2 separate regions of the Homo sapiens genome follow, and region 2 is linked to region 1. A link is a contact called in ENCODE Hi-C or POLR2A ChIA-PET data. All regions are on one chromosome and are shown on one strand. The core of a region is the stretch at or near the end of the contact, and the rest is flanking DNA. Distances in the headings are between cores, read along the strand shown.

Region 1 (5,259 bases), core at 146-2,645:
GAGTTGAGGGTTGGGAGGTTGATTAGGTCTTGCTGGAGCCTCCAAGAATGTCAAATGTTGGCTCCCAGTAATATCAAAGCAACCTGTTGATAAGACAAAGCTAAGTTTCTTGCTCACTTAGGTAATGGAGAACAATAACTTGACAGAATTTAAGTGGTGTCTCAGAGAGGGAAGAGCAAGTTTGGGCTATATGTATTGAGATTTTGAAGTCCCATTGTAAGTCTAATATTTAATGAGGGGAATTGGTTAGAATTGAGTCAGCTACGGGTAAAAGTTTAGGATTGGTAGATAAAACAAGGCTAGGATTTTGAGGTAAAGGTTCAAAGTCTTAGAATGTAAACTGTTCTTTGATGTTTTCCATTGAAGAGTGGTTGGATCTTTGAAGAAGATACTGGATTAAGCAATAAAGATATTTGCAACTTTCCGGTCCCTGGCAAAAGTTTCTTGAAATAGTAAATGTATGTTGATGAAAATAATGGAATAAGAAGTCAGGTTAATGTAGTTGGCAAGCTATGTGAGTGTAGATGGCTTCAGTTCTCACAATAGTGAACATACCTGATAATGTACTCAACATTTGTCACTTAGAGTATTTTATCCTGGAAAGAAGCGTAGTTGGGAAAACGCACTTGAGATGATGTTTGCTGCACACAGAATTCGGACACAGAGATGTGAATCTCCTTAGGAACCATTTTCATAAAGTTAACATTGGGTCTTAATAGACATCAGTTTTTAAAAATTAGAACAGGCTTGGGCACTGCAAAAGAAAGACACATCCGTTCACTTGGCTGTTCTTTTTAAGTTTCCAGGGAGAGCGTCAGTGCCCCTTTCAACAATAAAAGCCCGCAGGAGTGCAGATTTTATTTACCCTGTCCCCACCAGCATCCTGCTGCGGCCAATGAATCCTGGCAAAACTCCAGGTCAGCCCCAGAACCAAAGAGTAACTCACCTAAGAGGAAGGTCCGTTCCCACCAAGTCTCAGACGCCTGAACTCGTGATTTTTAGGGACTTTCCCTTCCAGTCCCTTGGAATCCAGCACTTTGGTTGGAGAACAGAACTCACTTGGGGAATGGCGCGTCTGGCCAATGGAATGAAAGATACTGGAGTTTGTCTTTTCTCTTCAGGCAGCAACTCACCTACTTCGGAAGCCGATTGGCTGCGCTGGGGACACCTGTTGGCGTGCAAAAAAGAGTGGTTGGAAAGGCAAGGCCGAGGGGGCGCGCCTACCCTACCCACCCACAGCGCTCCTCCTTGACGCCGCGAGCAGGACCCTGTCTCACTGACCCCGTGCCCACGGCGGTCCTTGCCTGCTTCTATTCTCCCGGTTTCCCCAGTCCCGAGTATTGGAAAGCGAGAGCGAAAGCGAAAGCATCCTAGTCGCCGGTAGGCTGGCCTGGGCCGGGCTGGAGAGGGAGCAGGAAATAAAAACTCGGGTGTGGGAGGAGCTGGGACGCTGGCGGCAGAGCCACTGTGGCAGCTTGAGTCTCGCGCGCGCAGGAAGCGGAGGTGGAAGTTGGGGCGCAGGAATGTGGCTGTCCCCGCCTGTAAATCATGGTTGGGGAGGAGTCGCGGAGGCACCAGGCTGGGGTCTGCAGCGCGCCATCTGCTGCAGCACACAGGAGGCGCTGAGGCTAGTTGGGTAAGTGGGGAGATTTCAGGCACTTCCGAGGGGGCGGCATCCCCAGCAGGTGGGATAGGCCCGGTGACTAGGACAAAATCACGAAGAAGCCGCGGATGCAGGAAGAGTAAACTCCCTTGTCATAAATCGATTCTCCAAACGTTCATCAATATGTGGAGACGTTTATGATAGTGATGAAGAAGATGATATGGGCTCTAGGAATATGCATCTCAAAGCTGATGATCGAAGAAGATTGGAGAGGGTTTTCAAGGCAGCCTGCTGTTTAAGGACCTGCATTCTGAGTAGATGTGTATTGGAAAAGGCGATTACAGTCACAAAGGGGACAACTTTTATGCAATTGACAGAGGACTATATGATGTATATAAACAGATAGGGTTGAAAGGTGTGTTGGTAACTACAAAACACATGGGAATTTGAAGGAAGGAACTGGCCTTAAATGCATGTACAATACACCAAGAGAAGCTAAAATTACTGCTTCATCTTCTGTGGGTTCTTTGGGGTTTGGATAGAGTAACCTTAAAACATATTTGAATGCTGACTTTTTCTATGAGACTCACTTTTGGAATCTGTGCATTCCTACATTCACAAAGGGTAATCACAGCTAGTACCCAGCATCCAAACAATAGCAGCCAATAATTCTAATCTGGAGAAAATTTTCTTTTCTCTCTCTTTCTCTCTCTCTCTCTCTTTCTTTCTTTCTCTTTCTTTCTTTCTTTCTCTTTCTTTTTTTCTTTTTCTTTCCTTCTTTCTTTCTCTTTTTTCTTTTCTTCTTCATTCCTTCCTTCCTTTCTTCCTTTCTTTTTTCTCTTTATTTCTTCTCTTTCTTTCTTTCTTCTTTCTTTTTTCTTTTATCTTTCTTTCTTTCTCACTTTTCTCCTTCCCTCCCTCCCTCCTTTCTTCCTTCTTTCTCTTTTGCCTGTTTTACATTTTAATGTGTAAGCAAATAGTGATTAAAGGACAATAGGCTTAACATTTTCTAAAACATGGGTGTTCAGAATTGAATATACTGATAAAATTTGTTTCCAAAAGGAAGGATTATATACTAGGTGGGAGTGTAAATTAGTTCAACCATTGTGGAAAACAGTGTGGCAATTCCTCAAAGACTTAAAAACAGAACTACCATTCAACCCAGCAATCCCATGACTGGGTATGTACCCAAAGGAATATAAATCATTCTTTCATAAAGACACACGAACACGTATGTTCCTTGCAGCGCTGTTCACAATAGCAAAGAATCAACCTAAATGCCTATCAGTGGTAGGCTGGATAAAGAAAACTCAGTATACCATTGAATACTACACAGCCATAAAAAATAATGAGATCATGTCCTGTACAGGGACATGGATGGAGCTAGAGGCCATTATTCTTGGCAAACTAATGCAGGAACAGAAATCAAATACTGCATATTATCACTTATACGTGGGAGCTAAATGATGAGAACACATGGACACGCAGAGGGGAACAACAGACGCTGGGGCCTATCGGAGGGTGGTGGATGGAAGAAGGGAGAGGATCGGGAAAAACAACTAATGGGTACTAGGCTTAATACCTTGGTGGTGAAATAATCTGTACATCAAACCCCCATGACATGAGTTTATCTATATAGCAGACCTGCACATGTACCACTAAACTTAAATAAAGCTTTTAAAAAAGTTTTCAATCTACGAAGTTGAGATTTACTAGAAAGGTTATTCAAATGACTTTGACATATTGAAATATTAGTGCACAAGGAGATAATAAAAAGTTATTATTATAGAAGATATAAAACTTGTACCACCTAATATCTGTGCAACTAAATCTACTATGTACCAAGATATTTATCAATATTCTTTCTGAAATTTTTATGTCGTTTTGTATAATTTTAATCATATTTCTTTTAAAAACATTTATGGCATGATAAGTTATGTGTTGGCTTATTGCGGAAAGGGCCTAAAATAACAATTCTTAAACTTTATATATATTTGCAATGAAATATATTTTGGCTTTAGACAATAGGAACATAACCTTTTTTTGGATGAAAGATTACTGTCACATTTTTTCTTCATTATCTGACATCTTTGTCATTTTCTTAACTTATATTACTAATTAAAGTTCCCTACCTTTTCAAAAGAAAAAAAGTCTAATATTGACATTTATTTATCTGTAGCAAACTTTAGCTATTGTTTTTTCTACTAATTTCAGGCAAAAATGAAGTATTAATTTCAGTTACAAAATATAGCTTAGTAAGATCTAAACCAAATAAAATTCACATTCTAAAGACTACAAACAAGTTTTAAAAAGATATTTTGGCCATTAAACTTATTTATTAAATTTAACTTTTGTCTTCTAAGAACCAGAGTTCTTACAATTACTATGAAGCTCCTATTCTATAATCATAGCCTGGGTTCCTTGTCAATGCTTCATTAAACAGGCTATTTTTTTCTTTTTTCTTTTTTCTTTTTTTTTAGAGACAGAGTCTCACTGTGTCACCCAGGCTGGAGTGAAGTGGCATGATCTTGGCTTACTGAAACCTCCATCTCCCAGGTTCAAGCGATTCTCATGCCTCAGCCACTTGAGTAGCTGGGACTACAGGATTTCGCCATGTTCCCCAGGCTGGTCTCAAACTCCTGAACTCAGGCAGCCCGCCTACCTTGGCCTCCCAAAGTGCTAGGATTACAGGTATGAACCACCGCGCCCGGCCAGTTTCTTAATTCTTAGACTAAATCTACGGGGGACACACTTTTGCCAACATTAGCTGCAAAGGGTTTTTTCCTCCACACTTAAGTCACGGTCAGTAAGTAGTTTTTTTTTTTTTCCTGTGTTTTTGTTTCCTTGTTTGTTTTTATTTGGGAAAATGCCTCTTTTGATAGTAATGAATTATTTTTTACACGCAAGGTCAAAAACAGCATGGAGTGAATTTTCTTCCACACGTATACACCCTTTTTTATTCCTGCCTCTGGCTGTAAATAGTTGCACAGTTAAAAGCAGGATGGACTTAACGGAGTATCATTTATATTTATAATTGCTGTATTTGTAATTCTGCTACAGAAATGAATTCTGTTATTATAATCAAAGGTTACACTGTTATCTGAATTCTTGAAAAATATGTAAAAATACTGCTCTTGTGGCTTTTCATAGGTTTATAGTCTATAAACACTAATTTTAATCAATAATTCATATCATTTATGATTAATTTTATGAGAAACAGATAACAATAATAGACATAGGCATAATTATTTTGTGACAGCTGGTGTGTTTGGAGTATTTACTATCACCCTTAAATATGATACCCTGGCTGGAAAACATTAATTTGATAACATACCTTTAAGAAATTATATAAAATATGCAAAAGCATAACCTTATGCACATTTTTAAAACAAGGCCTTCTTGTAGGAAAAAGATTACACCATGCATGAAGATGTTTTGTTTTCTATCATTATTTGAATTTATTTTAAAGGCCATTACTGCTCTGTGTGTGTATATATATATATATACATAAATATACATATATATACACACACGTATGAAACCAAAAATTCCAGGTTCATCATATTATACACAGATTTTCTTTTTTGTTGCCCTTATTCTTAATCATTGAAAGCACTGAAAATCAATACCTGTTTGATAAGATGTGCAATCAAGTT
Region 2 (4,893 bases), core at 1,588-4,087, 1.3 Mb before region 1:
CTCGCAATTTTGCCTTATCATTAAAATAAATTGTTCACAATGACTTAGTGCCCAATGCACAGTTATGCTCAAAGACTAGTTGGTAGATTAGTAGGGGTTATGGACCACATTAGCCGCAATATGATAACAATAAGATTTTACATTTGCTGGTGTCCAAATCAGCATGAATGTTAAAATAGAGACTCAGGTGATCACTCAGTACCGCATTTAATTACTCACACTAACTCCTGCAAATATTTTTTTATTTTTAAAGGCACCCCTGTTTTCATGTCCATCCACTGAATAAGATCTCACAGCCTTTATGGGTTTTGGTTTGAATAGACTTTTAAGTCCACTCGTACCATCATGTACTGAGAAGTTTAAAAACTGCCTCACTGTTGTTACCTCATCTTCATTCTCTTCCACTCAAAATAGTTTTGCATTTTTATCCCTTCTGGCCTCCTGTGCACCTATCTCCGAGGAAGAGTGCTCTTACTTCCCTTCCCTCTGTGCTTTTCAGCCCATCTCAGTCCAACCAAGCTGTTAGCCCTTCCAAGAAATTATTTCTTCTTTGCACCTTCAGTCTCCCAATTTCTGGCAATATGTAGCAGACAGAGTTAGTCCCAGCTCTCTTGCTTGCTCCTCTTGTGGTCTCTCTGTAAGTTTAAGGTAATAGTTACCTTCCCCATTTCAAAGTATCATTTTGAGAATATGAGATAAGTTGCATTTGTTAAGGTGCTAAATACTCCTTTTATGACTAAAATGTACTTCAGTGTCCCTGAATCCCAAAGTCCTCTTCTTTTAATCTAGCAATGTCCTTGCCCACTGCCCAGGCTCACTTTTTCTTCACCGCAGCTGCTTCAAAGCTTTGCTACCCACTCTCTTCCCCCACCTCCTCTCCACCCACTCACTTCTCAATGCTTGGCAACTAGTTTCCGCCAGTCAGTGGACTGAAACTGGTCTTTGAGGACTGTGCTGTGAAGTCAGTGGTCTTTTCTCAGGCCTCGTGTCTCAGATTGTTTTATTTGTTTCTCCTGCCACCCAGGCTTAGATAGTTGGGACCACATTTCACTTTAGCTCCATCATCTCTCAGTCCATCTTCATCTTGGCTGTTGGTCAGTCAGTGGCCAAGTCATGCCATTTCTACCTCTGCAATACATTTTGCATGTGGGTCTTTTTTCTATATCCAGAGTCACCTGTGAGTTTCTCATTTCCATTCATGCTTTTCTGCCTTCAGTCTTTCTCTTTTCTAATCCATTGTCCACAAGGCTGCTACATCAAGCTCCCGATCACTGTTTTGAGTGATGCTCTTCCTGAGCCTGAACTCCTTTGCTGGCCTGTCATTACCTGCTGGAGAAACCCTTCATCTAACCCCTCAAGGCCTTTGGAATTCAGCCCTGTATGACTTCCCAAGCTCATATCCCACTACCGCCACCAGAGCCACTGGTCTATACATGTCCTCTACCTTCTTTCCTGAATCTTCTCAACTTTGAAGTGTTCCTTCTCCCTCCCTCTTTACTTTCAATCAAACTCTGCATTAGATATGCACATCACCTGAGGGCGTTCCTGCTCTCCTTGCCTGATTGCAAGGAATTCTTCAGAGCTCCTAGCTCTTTGCTTTCCTTACTAGACATCAACTACTTTCTTCGGAGAATCCTGTATCCTACTAGACTTGCATAGGGAACCTGTTTTCTATGTACTATGAGCTCAGTTACATTAAGCTGAACATCAAACTCAGCTACTTCCTCAGGGAAGCTTAACAAGTGCTCACAATGGCCAGGTGCAGTGGCTCACACCTGTAATCCCAGCACTTTGGGAAGCCGAGGCAGGTGGATCCCCTGAGGTCGGGAGCTCGAGACCAGCCTGGCCAACATGGAGAAACCTTGTCTCCACTAAAAAATGAACAAACAAACAAAACACACACACAAAAATGCTCACAATGCTGGATTAAACATTTCTTTCCACCGGATTCTCAGTGAGATTAAGCCATTTTATGGGAAACAGGGAAAGGGAATCACTTATATACTGGATTCAGAAAACAGTAATGGCATGATTAAAATTAATCCTTGTTTTCCTTCATTAGAGCTCCCCCACATCTGCAGCGCCCCCTCTTACTCTTGGTTTCCCATGTGATAGATTTGAGGCAGGATTTCATGCTCAACTTGGTGTCCACAAATCCCCTCCAGAAAATGTTAGCCTGTAAAGCCACCTATACTTCTAGGTATATTTACATTTAATGTAGACAAAAGCATTTACAGGAAGACAAATGGAGTTTTTTTCATTATGCCTATGACTGATTATTTTCTCATTTGGTATTGGGAAGTCCTAAGGGATTCAGGATTTTAGTTCCAATTTTCCTAATGTAATGGGTACCATTGCCCCCATTTTATAGATGAGGAAGCTGAGGCTTTAGAGGTTTAGTAATTTGCCCAAGGTTATATTGTTTGTTAGTGGTAGAGCTCCAGTTTGAACCCAATGGTTTAGAAACCATGATTTAATATATATGCTGCAATCTACTACTTTTGTGGAATGATTCACAGTTGACTGCATAGGGTAATTGTTGAGAGGGAGACTGATTAGAGGAGTGAGTGGGCAGCAAGCCTTGATATCGTCACCCCTCCTTAAGTCATAGAACTATTAGGAAGTCTGACTAGGGAAACTCTAGAATTAAGATCAAGAACCTCCAGTCTTCAAAACCATTCTATACCTTATCCATCACCTCCTTTAAGTCATTTAAAGAAAGCAAATTGATTCCTTACCTGAGTCTCCAAGGCCTCAAATCTCAAGGGCTGATTTGGATGCTAGCTGCGGAGTTCAGTGGGTGCAGTTTGTTTCTCAAGCACACTGGGAGGGTGAGTGGTGTAGTCCAGGCCTGAAGATGAAATCGCTGATAGACATCAGGTGACAGGAAATCAGTAGCTTCTGCTACCTTGGGCTTCGCTCCAATTACTTTGGTTTAACACTTACCATAGCTGAAGGAGGTGCAAAAAAAGTTTCTGCCTTACCAGGTTTCACTTCTTGAAAAAGACCCCAGGGGACTGCCTGGCATGCTCATGCTACCTTAATTAGAAGAACTTCTGCAGCCCCCACCCTATAAGCAGGTGTGGATGGTAGGTCCCTGAGGACAAGAAAGATTCTAGAAGTTGGTCAAAGATGGGCCGTTAGCACTGACTTTTACCTTCTGGCTTCACTTTTAGGGCTGAGTAGGTGGGCAGGAGGCATCCATGCAGAGATTCAAGAATCACTGAGGCTGTACACTTGGCAGCACTATACTTAGGGGTCCCCAAATATTGTCCTCATTGGCTCACACTTAAGTTTCTTATGAACCATGTATATATCTTGTGTCAGATTTAGCAGAAATGGCCTAAAATTATACTTTAGTGCCATAGTACATGTACCCAGCCACTCAAAGCAAGAATTAGCCTCCATATTTGGAAATATAAATTGAAATAGCACTTTTACCTCTGAACCCACCTTTTTCTTCTGTCTGTCAAGTTCCCTTGTGTCCCCTCTCTTTTTAGTCTAGTCTGGAGCTGCAGGGTCATCAAGCACAGTACTAGATCAAGTAGGGAAATGGAAGAAGTTGGTAGTGTCAGGAGAGTCTAAATATTTGGGATGTGAATCAAAGTTTTGCCCAAAGATAATGTCCTCTCTCTCCCCCTACAATATTCAACTTTTATGTTCATATGTGGGATTTTTAATTACATTTTTATTTCCCTGTTCATTGCTTCATTTTATTAGAGACACAGAGCTATAGTTAGGTAATTATTTGTTTATTTAATCTAAAGGGATGAAATATGGCAGGCAGCTCTGTTGCCTAATTCGAGGTTCATTCCTGTCTCTCTCTTTCATCTCTTCTCTCTTTCTCTTTCTGCCTCTCTTTTTAAATTTAAGATAGTTTGGAACCATAGGGTTAGATCCACTGGGTAGAAGTAGTTCTGGGGAGGCTGATTGTGGTGTGATATTTAAAAAGATGCCACTCTAAAAAAAAAAATTGTTGGAGCCGTTCATTAGGGGAACTGGCTACCATTTCAATAGAGAATTTACTTCTTCAAGAATACTCAAGTAAAGTCATGCAGTCACCTCTCAGAGATGCTGTAGAGTGAAGGAGAGTGGGAACAGAAGATCCATCATCCATTTAACATTCTAATTGAGGGTCTATGCATATCTGCTGAAATGCTTGAGTGATTGGTGATGGGAGGACAATTACCTAGGGTCTGAGTTGTGGATGATTGTGAAACCTGAGGTTTGAGTCCTGGATGGTGGGGTGGTTAGAGGCATGTGCCTTCATTTTAGTTGGCATGGGAACAGGGTCAGGACTTGGCAAATGTATGGCAGCAAAGGGGCTTGAGTTGTGGCAGCACAACCTGGTCTTTTGCATCCTTTTCTCTGTTTGAGCCCTGTATTTCCCCAGTCAGTCTCAGGTTGTTTGCTACTTTGTGGCCAATGAGATAACTTAGGTGGCTCTATGTATGATTCTTCCCAAATAAACTTGAATTTGAATTTGTATGAATGCATAAACATTTACCTTGTCTTTGCTCATTTGAATGATCAACATTTTAGTGCTTGAGTGTGTTGAAATTCTCACTACAATTTGGACTTGTCAATAGCATCTTATTTGATGTATCACCATCACTCTTCCCCCAAGGTTTGAGAATATTTTATTAGGTTGATAACATATTTAAAATATTTCTCTTTGAATTAAGCCTATTTTCATTATCTAGTGACCTTGCTTCCAAAAGACAATCTTAAAGTCTACATAAAAGTATGCCAACTTTTATTTAGTTAGTATTTTCCTGATGTGAATTTCCTTTTTATTCTCTGCACGTCCCAGCACTCCAATTTTTTTAATCATTGCCTTCTATATGAAAACTGTGTGCTACATCATAATTATTTGTGTCCTTGCCTTAATCA

What was found. A loop is a pair of places that touch in the nucleus more often than their neighbours do. ChIA-PET counts read pairs that join two places held with the same protein, here RNA polymerase II (POLR2A). Pooled maps may share reads with other maps.
Region 2: a loop to region 1 is called in a map with no recorded cell type, with 5 times the contacts of the local background. The contact joins the promoter of MS4A1 here to the promoter of FAM111A in region 1. A Hi-C loop is called at or near these places in 1 of 37 single-sample maps with no recorded cell type and 5 of 50 pooled maps. POLR2A ChIA-PET finds 5 or more read pairs at or near these places in 1 of 52 experiments (OCI-LY7).

Annotation. Positions count from the first base shown.
Region 1 is chr11:59,138,992-59,144,250 of GRCh38, reverse strand. FAM111A (FAM111 trypsin like peptidase A) reads right to left here and starts at 1,395. Exons shown (of 6, transcript NM_001312909.2): 1 at 1,305-1,395; 2 at 947-1,168; 3 at 556-754. It overlaps FAM111A-DT (FAM111A divergent transcript), which reads left to right and starts at 1,443. Exons shown (of 4, transcript NR_110184.1): 1 at 1,443-1,636; 2 at 4,084-4,294. It also overlaps the pseudogene LOC100422399. RefSeq lists an enhancer at 1,178-1,627.
Region 2 is chr11:60,453,791-60,458,683 of GRCh38, reverse strand. It overlaps MS4A1 (membrane spanning 4-domains A1), which reads right to left and starts at 2,837. Exons shown (of 8, transcript NM_152866.3): 1 at 2,739-2,837. RefSeq lists an enhancer at 649-758.